Linked DNA regions of Homo sapiens: all the other regions are linked to region 1. The links are chromatin contacts, found by Hi-C or POLR2A ChIA-PET in ENCODE. All regions are on one chromosome and are shown on one strand. Each heading gives the region's core, a stretch centred on a gene start or an enhancer-like site at or near the end of the contact. The rest is flanking DNA. Distances are from core to core; before and after follow the strand shown.

The links. A loop is a pair of places that touch in the nucleus more often than their neighbours do. ChIA-PET counts read pairs that join two places held with the same protein, here RNA polymerase II (POLR2A). Pooled maps may share reads with other maps.
Region 2: a loop to region 1 is called in a pooled map, with 9 times the contacts of the local background. The contact joins two enhancer-like sites. A Hi-C loop is called at or near these places in 2 of 168 maps with a recorded cell type or tissue (K562 and PC-9), 6 of 37 single-sample maps with no recorded cell type and 10 of 50 pooled maps. POLR2A ChIA-PET finds 5 or more read pairs at or near these places in 1 of 52 experiments (OCI-LY7).
Region 3: a loop to region 1 is called in a pooled map, with 4 times the contacts of the local background. The contact joins two enhancer-like sites. A Hi-C loop is called at or near these places in 3 of 50 pooled maps. POLR2A ChIA-PET finds 5 or more read pairs at or near these places in 5 of 52 experiments (H1, PC-3, Panc1 and 2 more).

The regions. Positions count from the first base shown.
Region 1 is chr17:48,022,577-48,026,100 of GRCh38, reverse strand. No RefSeq gene overlaps it. Among named protein-coding and RNA genes, the nearest start is that of MIR10226, 8.5 kb to the left of the region's middle. RefSeq lists a silencer at 1,599-1,728. Within about 2 kb of position 1,645, at least 33 of the 41 ENCODE cell types and tissues checked have a DNase peak (open chromatin) inside an H3K27ac peak, as active enhancers do.
Region 2 is chr17:48,263,099-48,266,622 of GRCh38, reverse strand. All of the region lies in intron 4 of SKAP1 (src kinase associated phosphoprotein 1), which reads left to right. Among named protein-coding and RNA genes, the nearest start is that of SKAP1-AS2, 29 kb to the left of the region's middle. Within about 2 kb of position 1,705, at least 6 of the 41 ENCODE cell types and tissues checked have a DNase peak (open chromatin) inside an H3K27ac peak, as active enhancers do.
Region 3 is chr17:48,161,233-48,164,756 of GRCh38, reverse strand. It overlaps SKAP1 (src kinase associated phosphoprotein 1), which reads left to right. Exons shown (of 13, transcript NM_003726.4): 11 at 2,188-2,288. Among named protein-coding and RNA genes, the nearest start is that of MIR1203, 6.5 kb to the right of the region's middle. Within about 2 kb of position 1,621, at least 3 of the 41 ENCODE cell types and tissues checked have a DNase peak (open chromatin) inside an H3K27ac peak, as active enhancers do.

The DNA of each region.
Region 1 (3,524 bases), core at 396-2,895:
CTTTCTGTGGCTCATCGTGGGGATATCCAGTACCAGGGTGGGGCGTGTCCCTGTGGTTGTGTGATTGGGCAGAGATGTGGGACAAGGGAAAGGGGACTATTTAACACCATGAGGGGGTGCGACGCTGATACCACGGAGCCCCATGTGTGGCGCATACTGCCAGGTAGGGGAGAGCAAAATATGGTACCCCTATTTTGCAATGCAGTACATACATGGTAGCTCCGCTGGGGATTCCTTGAGTCATTTTTTCCATTCCCAAACTCCAGAAGGGAAGAGAGGTAAGGCTTCCTCTGAACAAACCGAGAAACAGCATGGCTATTTTTCTTGGCATGCCTGGAACCGTGGAATTCCTATCCTGGCATACATCCTGGGCACTACAGCTCTCTGCAAGCTTGCGGGTGGTGGGGGCGAGGAAGCATCGCCAGCCCCCACCGTGCACATGTGTCCTGAGCACCCTGTGCGCTGCAGAGGGTGTGAAGAATTGCAGGTCCGGAGGGACAGGAGGGTGAAAGGGTGTCGCAGGGACAAACGGGAAGGGTGGAGATTGTATAGCCTTTCTGGGCGACACGACTTCCCTTCTCTGTCGCCGTCCCAGAACCTGTTTTCTCCTTTCCACTCTCTGACGCGTACACTTTCTGCGTCCCTGTAAATGCGTCCCTGAGCTTGTCTAGCGTTGCGTCCCGGGACAGCTCGTTTCCCTCGATCCTTTGCGGACTGCAGCTGGTGGCTCACGTTCCACCCCGGCTCCACCCCGGCCCCGCCCCTGGAGTGCGCTGAGCACTGCGGGAAGCCCCGCCCCAGGAAAGCCCCGCCCCAGGAAAGCATCCGCGATCCTATGGTGCCACCTGCAGGGACCGGCAGGAAACGCGCTCCCGCCGGACCGACCTGCTGACTAACTCCGCCCCCAGGGCGGACCCGACTCCGGCTCCTGAGAGTTACTGGTTGGTTTCCGACGCCGGCGACAGGACGTTGCCCTAGCAACCTGCACGCGTGACCCACCCTGCTAGTGCTGCGCCAGCGTGGGCACAGGAATTTCAGCGAAGGAGGGAAAGTGGCGAGCCGTGGACCTTAATAGAAGTTGTCCCTGCGGCTTTCAAGTCCTACATTATAAAACTGTTTAAGATTGGACATTTATAACGGGCTTGACTACTTCTGCAATTAGAGAAAATGATATAGTTATGTAAACATTTACATTGTAAGCGCTGAGTACGTAACCCGTCCCAGTAAATAATGCAAAATGGCAACTCTTGGAAGGGGAGAAAAAAAAAGAGTATTCGGTTAAATTCCGTGGAGTTCAGGGGCTAGTATGGCGACAAGAAAGGAGACATTTTCCAGAAATATTTTGGCAAATATGCGGCCACACCCAGGGCTTGGCTTCCTCCACCACCCTTAAGCGACCGCAAGGAGGGACGGGCAAATGCGCTTCTTAGCAACGCGGTCGCGCCCGCCTCGGCCCTGCTATTCCAATGTAGCAGGGACGGGAATGTAAAGGGACAGGCAGGAGGCTGGGCCCTTCACACAAACTGGCTCACCGAATCCTGTGAATTACGCGATGCTCTCCCCATTTTACGGAAGGGAACACTGAGCCTCAGGTTGACGTGTTTGGTGTAGTTTTCGCAGGGCGGGGCTCCGGATGGGGAACTGCTGGGGACAAGTGGCTTTCTCGCGCATCCCTGCCCTAGGCCCATCCGAACCCCTGGCCCACACAGTAACCGTACTAGGTTAAAAGGAAGGGGCTGAGGGGGCATGGCAATGCCGAGAGGCGACCGGAAAGGTGTCCTCGCCCGCGATGGCTGAGGGATTGTGGGGAGCGGCGCGGCTGCGAAGCAGCCGACGGACCCACGCCGCGGCGGAGAGGACAGCGCAGAGCGGGCTGCGCAGCACTGCCAGAGGACCCGGGAGGGCCGGCAAGGAAGGGCGCTGCCCCTTCCAGAGGACCCTGAGTTTGCAGGCCCAGCTTTCCGGGGGCTGAGGCGGAGACCCCGCTGGGGGTGGAGGGCCGCCGGCTGCTGTGCCCCCAGCTCCCACGTGGCGCCCGCAGCTCGGCAGAGCCGCCAGGATGACAAGCCTGGCCTGCCGCCCAGAGTCCTGCCCGCTGGCACCGGCTTCCTCCAGACTGCCTCATTAGCGCTGCCACAGGCCGGAGCCGGCGGGCGCGGAGGGGAGCGCGGAGGACTGGTTTTCGGGAAGGGCGGCCGGCGGTTCCGTGCGGGAGAGCAGCCAGGGCCTGCCTTCCAGTGTCCTGCCATCCCCAGGGCCCCTCTGCATCTTTCTGCATTCCTCCACCCCCTTGCCCTCGTGGGCGACCCTGCGGGCCCCAAGTGTATAAGGGAAGGGGGCCTCAGGGCCTCTTCTTTCCTCCAGCAGAATGGGCACCGGGGCACGTCTGAAACCCAGACCCCAGGAGCCAGGGCCCAGCCAGACGGCACGCACAGAAACACCGGCCCGGGGGCTCTGGCACGGAACAGGACGCCAGCAACAAGCAGAGCCAACTGGGGGCGCAGAGGTAGCGCGGCCTGGCCCTCGGACCCCTTTTATACCACTTAGAGCCCCGCACGCCCCCTGCCTTCCGGCTATTGGCTGGCAGGAAGGCGGGGCTGCTCGGGTTGGCTGGCATTCAGGCGGTGATGGATGGCTCCCCGCTGGCGGGACCGCAGCCGGGCTGGGCGCTTTGCAGGGCTGCAAAGATTGGCGGGGGTGGGGCCAGCCAGGCCTGGGTGTGGGGTGCAGGGGGATGAGCAGGACACCGCCCGAGGCTCAAATTTTCTGTGCCCTTAACCACCCTTTGAAACTTTGCTATATAGCGGGGGAAAAAAAAAAAATCTTACCTCTAAATTCCTACTAGATACCCTTTAACTTTGGAGGCCGATGCAGGTAATGTTGAATAATTTACCCAAAACAGTCTGGGCACAACCTTACAGACCTCCATTTCCTTCCAATTTAGGTCTCATTCATTCAACAATATTTGTTTGTTGATTCATTATTTCAAATATTTGAGTGTTTGCCATGAGCCAGGCACTGGGGAAAGAAAGAGAGAGACTGATTAGACTCCGTAGTGGGGTGAGGGTGGAGGTTAAAAGGCAGGAAGGGATTTAAGAGATATTTGAAAGTAGAAACGCCTTTAAAAATCAAATGATGTTCTTTATCTTGATCTGAGTAGTAGTAAAAAGTCACAGGCCGGGCGCAGTGGCTCACACCTGTAATCCCAGCACTTTGGGGAGCTGAGGCGGGCGGATCACAAGGTCAGGAGTTCGAGACCAGCCTGACCAACATGGTGAAACCCCGTCTCTACTAAAAATACAAAAATTAGCCAGGCATGATGGCAGGTGCCTGTAATCCCAGCTACTGGGGGAGGCTGAGGCAGGAGAATTGCTTGAACCCGGAAGGCGGAGGTTGCAGTGAGCCGAGATCTTGCCATTGCAATCCAGCCTGGGCAACAAGAGTGAAACTCTGTCTCAAAAAAAAAAAAAAAAAAGTCACAGAGTTTACACTTAAGATATGTGCTCTTTCCTGTAGGTAAGTCA
Region 2 (3,524 bases), core at 456-2,955, 240 kb before region 1:
AGGAGAATGGCGTGAACCTGGGAGGCGGAGCTTACAGTGAGTCAAGATTGCGCCACTGCACTCCAGCCTGGGTGACAGAGTGAGACTCTGTCTCAAAAAAAAAAAAAAAGAAAGTAAGAAAAGAAAAAAAGAAAAGGAAAACAGAATTTCTAAAATTAAATTGCTTTCCAGCCACAGCCTTGATTTCTTGAACTAACGGTTTCAATAGTGTATTTATTGTTATGTATAGTATAATTCGTATTTTACAGGCAACAACTATCCATCTGTTCTGATAGGTGGAAACTGTCTTTAAATAATAAAGGAGCTCCTTTCTGACACAAATGCTCTCTACCTTTGAACTAGAAATATGCAGGATGATGTTTGCACCAGCCTAACAATTTACATTAAGATCTATTTGATATAGCTTATAAAATCTATTATTTTTGCCAAATACTTCAGTTGAATAGACTAGGCTAGTGTGTGTGTGTATGTGTGTGTGTGGGTGTGTGTAGGTGTGGGTGTGTGTTTAGATTATCTCGGAAATATTTCCAGCTCACTCACAGGTTAATAATCATACAGTGATGTCAGCCAAACCAAGTGCTGACAAGGAAATGAGAGCCCTGTTCAGGAGAGAATGAGTAAATATCCCAAGAGAGGAATCAAACAGCAAGCAGTCATTTTTCATAAAGAGAAAAATCACTAAACTAAAGAAAAGAGGTTTTAAAAATAAGTTAAGTTGAAAACTTGGACAACCTAAACAGACATGCAGATGTGAAGATTCTAACAGGGGAGGCATTTGGAGCATGGCCAGCTCCCTGTTCCACCTGCCACAGGAGTTTGCCTTTGGGCAGATACAGCTCCCAAAGGTGTTTTCTCCCTAGTTTCATGGGGGGAGGGAAAGAGAAAGGTTACAGTTCGGGTGTGTTAGACACACCTCTAGCCAGAGTGGTGTTCTGAGTTATTCACATTGTTGATGACAACAATACTAGAATAAAATAAAATGTGAAAACTGTGTGCTGATTTTTAAGTACCACGTCAATATGCTTAAAAAATAATTTGAGGTTTTGTGTGTCTTTTCTGAACACAGTAACCACACACCACAGTGTCATAGCTTGCTTGCTTGCTTGCTTGCTTGCTTGCTTTTTTTTTTTTTGAGACAGGCCCAGGCTGGAGTGCAGTGGTGCGGTCTCAGCTCACTGCAACCTCCGCCTCCCAGGTTCAAGTGATTCTCCTGCCTCAGCCTCCCAAGTAGCTGGGATTACAGGCATCTGCTACCATGCCGGGCTAATTTTTTGTATTTTGAGTAGAAATGGGGTTTCACCATGTTGGCCAGGCTGGTCTTGAACTCCTGACCTCGTGATCCGCCTCCCTCAGCCTCCCAAAGTGCTGGGATTACAGGTGTGAGCCACCGCACCCAGCCATAGCTTTCTTACTAATTAAAAATTCCCAGATTTAGAGCCTTTGGAGCTTCAGTATGAACTAACTTCCCAAATTAAAACTGGATTCAGGTACGTCTGTTAACAGATTGGAATTCATTAAATCCCACCACAGACAAATCCTATAAAAAGTGTATATTGTTTCAAATAGCTGGAAAGGAGAGCAGCCTTCCCCATCACTCACCAGAGCTGTGGCTCACCCCAGTAGAGTCATGTTTTTAGCAAGGTTCCTGTGGGAGACCTGTTTATGAAAGTGGCATTTGTGATTCAGACTTCAGCTCCCCATGCCAGCTTCGGAAAGTCAAACAGATGTTTCCTCGTTGACTGCAGCATAGCTCATCACTTATCCCAAGAGGAAAATCAGAAGAGGCTGGGGACAAGTACAGTTCTGTCAGCCACAACCACAAGAAAATGGAGATGGAGGGTGTGTGTGTGTGTGTGTGTGTGTGTGTGTGTGTGTGTTTTGTAGATTTGATTAAATGTAAGTTTAAGTATTGCTTTATTTAAAGATAGAATGATTCATCATCTATAGAAAATTTTATCCTCTACCTAAATTTCCTTTTCTACTCCCTTTTCCCTCCCCATTTCCTGGCAAAGTTCAGTATCTTTATGGGTCTCTTTGGAGTACAATCTTTGTGCTTTTCAGTTTTGCCTTGGATTAATAGGTTGTCTGAAAGCAAAGCTTAGCTCCTGATTTGTTTTATAAGAATAATAAGACCAAAGTTACTTTTCATTCACACATCAAAACACATGCATACCAAGAAAACAAATAAAATGTACATTGAATCTCATATACCACAGTAATGTGGCCTGGGAATTAAACTCATTAAATGGATTTCAAAGAACTGGGTAGTATGTAGTGGAAAACAATTTTGCAGTAAGCCTGAACTAACATTAGGTAGAACATAGTAAGACCTCTTTATTTCTGATCTCTGTGTGTGTGTATATATATATGTATAAACATATATATGTATACATTTTGTATATATATATAAAGTAGTGTTGCTGATTTTTAAGCTAGATATCAAATGCTTTAGAAAATACAAAAAATCAATTTTAACCATTTCCATGTTTTTGTTTTGGACATTTATTAGATATAATCTTGCCTAATTGTAGTCTAAAGTCAGATTTTTAAGTTAGATAAAAAAAAAAAAGCTGATGTCTCTTTGCTTGGATTGAATTCCTCTAGTCCTAGGCCCTAAAACAGTAGAAGGGTTGCGGCTGGTTTAGAAGTTTCTCTGCAAATGTACGTCTCTGTCTCTCCCTTTCAGACACTCTCGTTTGCTCTCCTTTCTTGCTCTGTGCAAACGCAGAGTGGTGTCTGTGTTTCAGGAAAAGAATGTGTGTTAAAAGAACTAATGGTCCGACTGTCCATCAGACTGGGCAGCAATGGAGGTCATCTGGCGGTCAAAACCAAATAATTTCAGCCTGTTCCTAAAGCCCCTGAAGCTGTTGACTCGATGACTGGAGTTCACCGCCTCTTGTTGCTTCTGTATCCTCTGAAACCTGGGACCTTTTTTTTGGAGACAAGAACGGACATATTTTCTCCATAGCAACTGTGTGCACAGTGCCCACCATTCAGCATTTGCTCAGGTTAGCTTGGCTAAAGTATACAGTCAGTGCTCCCTCTTGATACGTGTCTGCCCTGAATAGAAGATAGATCAGATTCTAAACCTAGAGGCCCCCAAAATATTGGAAGAGTCAGGATACTTGTGCATGTTTGAAGCTCATTGTTATACAGAAAATTTAAATATTTAAAAATAGAAAATATTTGTCTGCTTTTATAAAGAGACCCAATGTTCTTAATGCAAAACTTTCTACAGGCACATATTTTAAGGTGACTTCCAAGTTTCCACATTCATATGGAACAGATGGGAATGGAAGTAGTTTCAGTGTGCTGACAACTCCATTAAAAATGTTTTAAAATCCATAATCCATAAATCTGAACCACATATTGGTTATACTCATAGCCCTTTCAGTATTTCTTGTACCCTATTTGTGAATACCACCACCTGCTGGTAGTTAATGACAAGCTCTCACTTTGTTTACTGAAGAATCAACCTAAAAGTCAGTATTAAGTAAAATTTAAATGTTTTTAAGTAGGTACAA
Region 3 (3,524 bases), core at 372-2,871, 140 kb before region 1:
GCCTGTTTTTTTGGAGCTGTTCTACTTCTGACTGAAGTTCCCTATTCTTGGGCTGAGCTAAACCATCTCCTGGATTCCTGAACTCTGTCTTCTTTTGGCCTTTAATATCAAAGACCTTTTCTATCTTTATTTTTTTCCTGGAAGGCTTCTGTTTTTCTCCTAGCTTCTTGCTTTCCCTGTGATCTTTTGTGCTTTTAGAATAGATCTTTTTCCAGATGTTCTCCCAGGCCCATATATACCCAATGTCAAATCACTTTTTATGTATACACCAAAAAGGCACTCAATATTAGGACCTATCCCATATCCAGGCACACAGTAGGGAACCGTACTCCAAAGTGACTATCTGCTAGGCCAGAAAAGACCAAGATAACCTTGTTAGTCTCCTTACCACTTAGAAATATTGTTATGGTTTTAGAATCTATTTTTACAAAAATGGTTTTCTCTACCATATATAAATCCATGAAAAATATTGATGTTAATATTCTTTCATTCCTGAGTTTAGTCAAAATCTTGGGGTAATTAATCAACTCCATTAAAATGGAAAATTCATAATATATCCTCTGGGAAAACTACTTTCACTTTTCAGGGATTGATATTTCTCTATTATTTCATGTACTTAATATTTCCAAAAATGAATGCTTTGTCTATTCAATAACTAACATATTTCTCCCAAAGTATTTTTCTTCCAAACATATTATCAACTCTGTGGCAGAATGTTTTCACAGTAGTTATCTTGTTTGCTGCCCTCTGTTGTCTACTGCACACACAGACAATTTTATGTGTGAAGAAAACATGCCTGAATTTCTATATGGTTGACATTTTTACTTTTGTTTGCAATATCTGAGTTTTAACTAAATAGTTCTCTCCCTCCTCTGTTTTTGTACCCTTTAAGATTCCTACCAAAATTCTCTTCCAGAGACATATAGGGATTTTGTCCCTCCGTGCCTTTATTATTTAAATTGCTCGTAAGTCAGGAATAAGTAGAAAAAAAGCAAATATAGGGAGGGTGTCTGTGCCCCTACTGCCCACTTGCCCTATCCTCAGCCACCAATACTATCACTGCTCATGGGAGGGTAAAATGAATAAAGGGAAAGGTGGAAATCTATAGAACAGAGTCCCCCAAAATCATGTGAATTTTAATTAGAACCCAGGACTCCTGACTCCCATCTATTGAATTTCATCTTTTGTAGGTGCTTTGTTCACAGCTCTGATACAGAGCACCCCAAGGAAAAAGGAGCATGCCTGGTCTAGTGGGCATTAGCTCTCCTGCCATTCAAATCCCCAGATCCTCTCCCACTTTGTACTCTAGTGTTTAACCTTTCCGGGTAGAAGATCAATACAAATTCTTCATTGTTAAGAATCGATGGCTGTCCTGTGGCATCATTGCCATCTAGTTCTGCTGAGAAGCTCAGTAAATCTCTCCAGCTGCTTCTAAAGCTTGGTTTGTCGTCTTCAGTTGCTTTCATTTTTAATGCAGATCACTTTGGTTTCTGTTCCCCTGGGGCTTGCAGATAAATCTTGGCAGACATGTTCAAGGTCTACAAATGAGATGCTGGAAAAGGGCCAGCCCACCCAGAATTTAGTTGTAATGGATGAGACACCCCCTTGGTTCCACTTAAAGACTGGGCTATTCGTTTCAGTATTTATTGGTGATTACCTCATATAGTACCTAGGTGGGAAGTTCCCAGGACAAAGTTCCTATGGACAAAGAAGGCCGAAAAGTGAGCTGTGATCCAGAAGCCTGCTGGCTGACTAAGCCTTTCTTGTAAATAGGCAGAAGTCACAGATTTACTCTGATCCTTCAAATGCATAATGAAGAGAAAAACTAGATAGTTAGTTGCCCTGGATCAGGAAAGTCTGGCGGGAAACCTCTGCACTGCTTACTTACAAACCAAGTGAAAAATTACCTGCCTGATTTTCTTTTATTAATAAATAAATATATTTATCATATTGTTGAACGGCATCCTACTAGGAGTGATCTGTAAATATTTAATGTTAGTTAATGATCTCCTTCTCCCATAGTCCTTTGCTCATGCTGAGTGTTTGGCTGTATCTCATCTCAACTCCCCTTAATCTGAGGTTTCCTAGGGGCAATATCAGAACCCTGGTTTCCATTTGCAGCAAAAACATGGGTACCTCGGAAAAAATAGAGTCCTTTTAACTTTGATTTCTCCTCTCTTTGATCAGTAGACTATGCCAGTTACTACCAGGGCCTATGGGATTGCCATGGTGACCAGCCAGATGAACTGTCCTTCCAACGGGGTGACCTCATCCGTATTCTGAGCAAGGTAAGGACAGAAAGTGTGGGGCTTAAATAGAAAGTCAATTTTTTCATTCTTGATTTAGTCACCATAAACAGAATTATTCCATGTCATACACTTCCCATGGCTCCCTCACAATATAAATTCCCATTTATTCATAATTGTTAGGAAAAGTTTTAAATGAAAATCCAGATTCAGGAACCATTTTCACATTTAAAAATACAAGGCTAGGCCGGGCGTGGTGGCTCACGCCTGCAATCCTAGCACTTTGGGAGGCCGAGGCTGGTGAACTGCCTCAGCTCAGGAGTTCAAGACCAGCCTGGGCAACATGCTGAAACCCAGTCTCTACTAAACTACAGAAAATTAACCAGGTGTGGTAGCACATGCCTGTAGTCCCAGCTACTTGGGAGGCTGAGGCATGAGAATTGCTTGAACCCGGGAGGCGGAGCTTGCAGTGAGCTAAGATCACGCCACTGCACTCCAGCCTGGCGATGGAGCAAGACTCCATCTCAAAAATAAATAAATAAATAAATAATAAAAATAATAAAATAAAAAATGCAATAAAATTGGTATTATACCAAAACCATGCCAATCAAAATTTAATCTTTCTCAGGGACTTGTGCTTAAAGGTCATCACTATGTACATAATTTATTACCATGTAATACTATTGAAAACATTCTGGCTAGGTAAGCTGCCTTCTTATTTCATTTATAGATAAACAAGACTGTAACATAATTATGTATGGGGGAGGAGTCAGAGCTCGTTAACTCAATTGGTTTGAGCAATTGCTGATAAGGCCAAGAGAGTGAATTCAATCCCACACAGGCCAGCTAACTTTATTCTCTTCCTCAGTCATAAGTTAACCCCTAGTTCCAGCTAACCATCTTACAAATAGTAGTGTTGACCGTAAACAAACTGGTTTTTTAAAAAAAGGATGGATTATTACAGATCAATCACTGATGTGAAGAAGATTCAGAACTCATGGGCTACAGTTTGGGGGATCAGTAGCATCATGTTGGTAAAGAAAGACCATACATATTCTATAGGTGGGCTAAAATAATAGGCTCTGTCCCTAGCACTTATTAAAAAGTCCTCTCTCTATGCAGCCAATCAATCTCTACAAACACATTTTTGAAATAGGCACAACTTGCTCTTTAATTGCTGAGTATGTGGATTCCATAAGGGAAAACTGAAAACCCGTTGGTTATTAATCTGTCATTTATCGTTTATCTTTCTTCTTTTTTTTATGTGTCAGTATCTTT